Regions from separate parts of the Homo sapiens genome. Here region 2 is linked to region 1. The links are chromatin loops, found by intact Hi-C in ENCODE. Cell type or tissue: IMR-90. All regions are shown on one strand. Region 1 overlaps IFT122 (intraflagellar transport 122). Region 2 has its middle 5.7 kb from the start of H1-8.

What was found. Peaks named below come from ENCODE experiments on the same cell type or tissue, not always from the same donor. Only the 100,000 strongest peaks of a DNase experiment are listed, where the experiment ranks them.
Region 2: a loop joins it to region 1, with 4 times the contacts of the local background. A loop is called at or near these places in 1 of 110 quality-filtered maps.

The regions. Positions count from the first base shown.
Region 1 is chr3:129,451,626-129,455,625 of GRCh38, forward strand. IFT122 (intraflagellar transport 122) reads left to right here. Exons shown (of 30, transcript NM_052989.3): 3 at 289-373. Among named protein-coding and RNA genes, the nearest start is that of IFT122, 13 kb to the left of the region's middle. In IMR-90, no CTCF peak of the experiment used is centred here; a DNase peak (open chromatin) is centred at 2,306.
Region 2 is chr3:129,535,454-129,539,453 of GRCh38, forward strand. No RefSeq gene overlaps it. Among named protein-coding and RNA genes, the nearest start is that of H1-8, 5.7 kb to the right of the region's middle. RefSeq lists an enhancer at 1-372. In IMR-90, no CTCF peak of the experiment used is centred here; no DNase peak of the experiment used is centred here; H3K27me3 peaks cover 543 bases.

The DNA of each region.
Region 1 (4,000 bases):
AGGTAAGGATGAGTATAAAGAATTTCCATGGAGTGAGTAATTGAACCTTTGGTTCTCAAGGATTGGTAGTATATTCCTGGTCACATAGTACATAGACCTGGGTCCTCTACTTCTTGGTTACCCAACTTTAAGTCACGTTGTTTTTGGTTTTGCAGTGCAGTTTTTATTGGCTACAGATTTAGAATATTGACACGTATTGTTATAAAAACAAAAATAGCAGTAGCAACCCTGCAGGAATTCTGACTAATAGATATCACATAGATAATCTGTATTTGTCTCTTTTGCCAGGTTTATGACACCTCTGATGGCACCTTACTTCAGCCCCTCAAGGGACACAAAGACACTGTGTACTGTGTGGCATATGCGAAGGATGGTAAAAGGCTGCTCTGGGTTTCCATTCTCTATAATAGCCTCATCATTGTTCATTTTTCTCTTTAGTCACTTTTTAATTATTTCTAGTAAGCTGGAGTACAAGTTGCAAGTTCAGAAGACAGTGAAGTTGCTAAGACTTCAGTTTGGTCATTCAATCTAGCAAGTATTTATTGAGGTCATCTATGTTCCAGGCACTGTTCAAGGTGCTTGAGTTACTTCAGAGAAAAAAACGGTGGTCCCTCCCCTTATGGGGCTTCTGTTTTATGGGGTGGTGGTGAGAAGTGAGGGAGGAAGAAAGTATGAGGGAAGACATACAGTAAACATAGTAAAAAGGTAAATTAAGTAGTATGCTGGAAGGTGATAACTGTTATGGAAGAAGAAAAAGTAGAGCAGAATGAGGGGGATTGAGAGTGCTGGGCAGGGCAGGGGGTTGGGTACAGTATTGAATTAGACTAGTGAGGGTGGGCTCATTGAGATGAGGACAGGTGAGGAAAAAGACTTTGAAGTCAGGAGGCAATGAGATTGTGCCAGTGGGCATCGGGGGGAAGAGAGCTCTTTGCAGAGGAAGAGCCATTGCAGAGGCCCTCAGGTGTGGGTGTGGCTGCTAGGAGCTGGATCAAAGAGAATCGGGAATTGTAGAGGATGAGGATAAAGTGGTAACAGACATGGGGTGGTCAGATCATAAAGATTTTGATTCTCAGTCAAAATGGAACTACTGAAAGGTCCTCAGCAGAGGAGGGATCTGATTTGATTTGTATTTTAAAAGGATCCCTCTAGTTGCTGAGTTGGAAACAACCTGCAAGAGGTGAGGGTTAGGACATCTGTGTGAGGAAGCATCATCCAGACAGGGGGTGATGGTGGCTCAGACCTCTGTGGGGGCAGAGGAGGTGATGAGAAATTATCAGACTCTGGATATAATGGGAGGGTGGAGCCAACTGGATTGTCTGACAGATTGGATATGGGCTATGAAGAAAAAGGAGTCAAGTTTTTGACCTGAGGACTGAAAGGTTGGAGTTGCCCCCCCCACTGAGATGGAAAAGACTGCAGGTAGAGAAAAGTTATGGTTGAAGATCAGAAATTCAGTTTTATACATGCTGAATTTGAGAAAAGTTGATGATGTCGGAGAGGGGAGAGAACTGCTGGAACAGAGTTGTTGAGTAGGCAAGAGGAGATGGGATCTAGGGCATAGACGGGGTATTTGCTTTAGATAGGGGCACAGTAGGAACTGCAGAGGCCAGCAGATGGGGACAATGTGGTAGTAGGAATCTAATGGAAATTCTCAATTCCATTTTTTTTTTCTTCAGTGAAATAGGAAGCAACAGCAACTGAGAGTGGCAATGGGGAAGGGAGGTTTCAGAGAGTTGAAGAGAAAGGGAAAAAGTGTAAAGTCACTGCCTCAGAGAATGGGACAGCGAGTGGACCCAGGAGGTGTAGTGAGATCCCCGGTGACATGAAGGGCCCTCTTGAAGATTGTGATCATGAATTGAAAGTGAGATTAGTTGGTGTGATTGTGTCTTTTTCTCCAGCGATTTTGAGCTGCATAGTTGTAGAGGCAGAAGAGGTGAATTTAACCAGAGGTGGTTTTGCAAGCACATTTGAAGATGAAGTAGGAGGGCAAGGGAGCAGAAAGTGTATACAGATAAATAATTATGTACATTAACCTTGAATTGTTGGCTGAATAATGAAGGGAGAGAGGACAGCAATGGAGAAGTAGTAGGTTCTGGTGGTGTTGAAGGATTGTTACAGTTGGGGTACCAGGTGGGTTGGGAAGGAAGGGAAGTGGTGCATGAAACTGAGATTTAAATTTATTTTAAAATAAATCCATGTTGTCCCACAGCATAGGATTAGTGGGAAGAAATGGGCTTTGGAATGAGACAGTTGTGAGTTCCAACCCCAACCCAACACCAGAGTTCTGTGAGTCTGAGCTGGTTATTGAGTCTGAGTCACGATTTCTTCATGTATCAAATGGATAACATTGAGATAACATTCTGTAGCCACTGCCAAGAAGTCACAAAATTGTAATGTTATAATTCTTGAATGAACCTTGGAGATTATTCCAGTCCCAGGTTTTTAACTTCTTTTGGCTGATGGGCCTCTTTGATAATCAGATGGAAGCTTTAGACCACTTTCTAGAAAGATGCAAATTCTTCATGTGTATGCAGAATTTCATGCATATAATTTTAGTCTGATTAGTCCAGTCTCTTCACTTTAGTCCTGCATAAAGACATAAACAATTGGCCAGGCACGGTGGCTCATGCCTATAATCCTACTGAAATCCTAAAGCTCTGGGAGCCTGAGTTGGGAAGATTGCTTAAGGCAGGAGTTTGAGACCAGCCTGGGCAACATAGTGAGACTCCCTAAAATCTGGCCTGGGTGACAGAGCTAGACTCTGTCTCTTAAAAAAAAAAAAAAAAGACAAGTCATGTGACTTGCCAAGGCCATGCAGCAGATTGGCCCAAAGACAAAACTAATTTCTTGCTTCATAGTCAGGTGTGCTGTACCATGGTAGTCATATTTGTGTGTGTGTGTGTGTGTGTGTGTGTGTGTGTGTGTGTGTGTGCATGTTTGAGTTCAAGTTCAGAATAATGTTTTAGGGAGACCTGTGAGGAGGGAGCCTGGAGAGCTGAACTGTTTCTGTCTCATCCTAGTGGCTGTTGAGGAATGTGGGTCAGTCCAGGGCCCAGTATAAGGCCCAGTAGGTACAGAAGAGCTATTGGGCCTCTGGTGCCTCTGGTGTTTATAAGCATAGCAGGGCTCTTTGACCTGCAACACCATTAGGGCACTTGAGGATGTCAGAGTGTGACCCATCAGTAGTGGCATTTGCACAGCACTTTGCAGAGTCCTGTCACACACATCTCACTTGATGCTTCCAACAACTCTCTGAAGCAGGCAGCAAGGGGACTCTTATCTCCGCTCAAAGATGAGAAAACAGACTTGGAGCAATTACAGGTGATGGTGGCAGAGGCAGGCCTAACCCAGGTTCTCTGACTGCAGAGTCTTTGTTCTTTCTAGTGTATCATGCTGCCTCTTCATGACACCTGTATAATGATTAAGAAGTCTTTTAGTCCTCAGAATTGGTTTTTTCCTCTTAGACCTGAAGATTGAGATACACTGAATTCCAGCTTTGCTCTTTAAGTCTGCTTGTTTCTGATTTCTCCTTTAAGTTCATTAAGTTTTTTTTGTTTTTTTTTTTGAGATGAAGTCTCGCTCTGTCGCCCAGGCTGGAGTGCAGTGGCGCGATCTCGGCTCATGGCAACCTCTGACTCCCTGGTTCAAGTGATTCTCCTGCCTCAGCCTCCTGAGTAGCTGGGACTACAGGCACGCGCCACCATGCCTAGCTAATTTTTGTATTTTCAGTAGAGACAGGGTTTCACCATGTTGGTCGGCCTGATCTCAAACTCCTGACCTCGTGATCCGCCCACCTCGGCCTCCCAAAGTGCTGGGATTACAGGCGTGAACCACCATGCCTGGCCCAAGTTTAATAAGTATTTAATGAGCAACCATGATATAAAAGTATGTAAGACATAGTTTTTTTGTTCAAGAAAAACAATATAATATGAAGAAATAATAGAAATAGCTAATTTTTTTTTAATTCTATTCCAGGCCCAGTTCTAAGCAACATAAGGGT
Region 2 (4,000 bases), 84 kb after region 1:
GCACAGTGGCTCACACCTCTAATCCCAGCACTTTGGGAGGCCAAGGTGGGCAGATCACGAGGTCAGGAGTTTGAGACCAGCCTGACCAACACGGTGAAACCCTGTCTCTACTAAAAATACAAAAATCAGCTGGGCATGGTGGCGCGTGCCTGTAATCCCAGCTATTCAGTGGGCTGAGGCAGGAGAATCGCTTGAACCTGGGAGGTGGAGGTTGCAGTGAGCCGAGATTGCGCCACTGCACTCCAGCCTGAGCAACAGAGGGACAGTCTGTCTCCAAACAAAACAAAACAAACAAACAAACAAACAAACAAACAAAAAACAACAACAAAAAAACCACTTGATCCTAAGGGGATTAGATGCGACTGTGGACTTTAAGTGGCCAGCCTACTGCCTGGCATGCAGCAGATGAGACTATGGCAATACTGGGCTTCAGCTCAGAGCTGGCCTTACTAGAGACCCTGTCCCAAAGGGGAAAAGGATGGAGCTAAAGCTCCCGAGAGTCACCCCCTCCTCCGAGGTGAGAAAGGAGGGCAGGAGCATGAGATAGCCGATCCTCGGTGCCTTGGTGAGGCTGGGGCAAATCATGCTGGGATCTCTATCATTGTCCCTCTTTACTGTGACTCACTAGATAATATCAGTCAGGATACTTTTGGTCACAAGTGATAGGAAATCCAACTCATTTGGGCTGAAGCAAAAGGGACACATTGTTGGCTCACATGAACAAAAAGCCCGGGGCTTCAGGCACAGGGTATCACCATGACTGAGATGGGGATTAATTCTGTGATTGGCCAAGTCTAGGTCACCTGATCATACGTAACTCATTTATGCCTGAGGTTGCAATTTTTTGGATTTTTGCAATCAGACCTTGGCGATGACCTTGAGCAGTAGGATATAAATAACTCCCACATGCTTAGCGTTCCAATAATGGAATACTAGGCATACGCAGGTCTAACTGCATCACCATGGCTGGAATGGGGATTCATCCTCTGATTGGTCAGACCTAGGTCACATGCTCACCCTGCAGCCCAAGCAGGCTGAATGGGGAGAGGTAGGTTTCACAAAGGAAAGCCCAGGTGCTGTTACCTGAAGTAGGAGGGCAGGAGGCAGGGTGAGCAGAGCCAACATCAACCCAGAGGGAATGGAATCTAAGTTGGTGTTTTCTGGGCACGTGGCTGGACCAGGCCTCCCTCCCTCATCATCTCAGGGACATGAGGGAGAAGATTCCTATGGGTGGTCCCGAAGGTCTCACCCTTTGTTTTGGATGCTGTGTTGGGCCAGGGTGGCAGTGGGTGGGACAGTGGCATCTTAGCTGCCCTGACTTGCAGGCAGCCCATTCCAGCTCCCCGCCCCAACCCCAACCCAGCCCACTTTTTCTGAGAAATGGTACATTTGCCCCAGCCTCATGTCCAGAGGAAAATTTTACTCTAACACCAGAACATTCTCTGGTTTGTCCTGATAGACAAGAAAGCCTCCACCTCCTTAATTTACAAATGACTTGACAGCTGCTTCGTGGGCACTTGCATACATAAAGAGAAGGAGCTGCTGCCTTAAGTTGCAGCAAGTTTGGCCCCACCTCATCTCCAGGCAGCCAGCAGATGTACAGAGTGCCTCTTGGGTACAATGGCAGCTCCATTCAACCAAACCTGAGCAAGCTGACCCCATGCCAGAATGCACTGGGGACTCGGAGATGAATTGGAGCCTAGAGACCAAGTCTCTAGGCTATGACCTGGGCTGCCTCACGGCCACAGAGCTCTGTCACGCCAAGGGAGAGATGCACCCCTGAAAGCCTGAGGTGCCCCATAAGGAGAGAGTGGGTGCCCTTCCCAACTATGTAGCTTCAGGGCAAGTTCTCTTTCTTTCTTTTTCTTTCTTTCTCTTTCTTTCTTTCTTTCTTTCTTTCTTTCTTTCTTTCTTTCTTTCTTTCTTTCTTTCTTTCTTTCTTTCTTTCTTTCTTTCTTTGCTCCTTCCTTCCTTCCTTGCTTCTTTCTTTCTTTCTTCTTTTTCTTTTCTTTTTTTTTTTTGAGATGGGGTCTCACTTTGTCACCCAGACTGGAGTACAGTGGTGCCCTCATAGCTCACTGTAGCCTCGACTTCTCAGTTTCAAGCAATCCTTCTGTCTCAGCCTCTCAAGTAGCCAGGACCACAGGCACACCCCACCACACCCAACTTATTTTTTATTTTTTGTGGAGATGGAGTCTCCCTATGTTGCCCAGGCTGGTTTTGAACTTCCAGCCTCAAACGATCCTCCTGCCTTGGCCTCTCAAAGTGCTGCGACTACAGGCATGAGCCACAGCACTTGGTTTGGGCAAGTCCTTGAATTACTCCAAGACTCAGGCCCCTCAGCTATAAAGGAGAGAATTATCCCACTTGGTAGAATTGTCTATAGGGACTAATAAGATTAATGGTGTAAAGGGTGCTGTGCACAGTAGACATTCAATAAATGTGAATTCCCTTCCCAGAGACATGAACTAAGTTCAGAGGAGGCAGCCGCTTGTGTGGTGGGAAATTGACTTGTAAGGAGATTAACACAGAGAGGGGGGTCTTGCAAAAGTGGGGAAGCAAGTGCTAACTGCCCCCAGTATTCATTCCCTTTCCTTCTATTAACAATATCATCCTAGGTTCTAGCTGGGCACCTGGTTGCTCAACACAAGACAGCATCTTTCGGCTTCTTTTGCACCTGTGGTGGCAGGATATTAAGGTCCAGTCATTGTAGGGTACTCAGAAATGATGTGTGCAGTCTCTAGGTTGTGCATTTTGGAGAATGGAAGTGCCCTCCTTTTCCTCTCATCTTTTCTTCCTGCTGGCTGGAAAGCAGTCATGATGACTGGAGCTTCCGCACCCATATTAGATCATGAGATAGAATCTGAGGACAGAGAATGGCAAAGTGTTCTCTGGTGTGTCTCACCATGGTTCCCCCATGCTGCCTTAACAGCCCTGGCCAACTTATGCTTAAAGAGTTTCAAGAGGGAAGAGTTTCATGGTTTCTTGTTTAAGTCACTTGTGATTTTGGAGTTATAGCCAATTTCTTTTCCTTCCTTCCTTTCCCTCCCTCCCTCCCTCCCTCCCTCCCTCCCTTCCTTCCTTCCTTCCTTCCTTCCTTTCCTTCTTTCTTTTCTGAGACAGAGTCTTGCTCTATTGCCCAGGCTGGAGTGCAGTGGCATAATCTTGGCTCACTACAACCTCTACCTCCTGGGTTCAAGCAATTCTCCTGCCTCAGCCTCCCGAGTAGCTGGGATTACAGGCACGCACCACCTTGCCTGGCTAATTTTTTGTATTTTTAGTAGAGACGGGGTTTTGCCATGTTGCCCAGGCTGATCTTGAACTCCTGAGCTCAAGTAATCCGCCTGCCTCAGCCTCCCAAAGTGCTGAGATTACAGGCATGAGCCACCACGCCTGGCCTATAGCCAATTTCTTTACTAAAACAAAGGGCTTCCAGGCTGCAGCCCAGGAACTCAGGAAGATCGAAGTGCAGGTCCTCTCTGAACTTCAGCTTCTCCATGTATAAATAAAATAGTGAATATAAAATATTTACATGGATGTCGAATGTGGCAGCCATTACTATTTCTACCCCGCCCTTTATATATTTATTGACTAAAAGTCAGGAAAGAAAAGTCACAAATGTCCTGATGTTACAGGGGCTGGAGTTACACAAAGCAGACACCCTAAAACTGCTTCCAAAAGTTCAGAACTGTGATCTTCAGAACTGTAGGGCAGTTCACATGTAGGCTGACCCCATTCAGTGTTTCATAACTAGTTCTCAGCAGAAGTTACATTTCATACAGGCCTCAGTAAAAAATCACAGAAGCTCACCAAGCGGCCCGTTGTCCCTGCAGTCTGATGCTCAGAATTACCATTTCCCTGTAAAAAGGCAATCCTCTAGAGGAATTTTTAGATCATGCAGCACATTTTAGAGCTTCTTCCCTTCAAATGCGAAACTTGATCCTGGCACAGCCGGGAGCATGGTTTCGGAAGAAGCTCGTGGGAATGTTTCTATCACTGA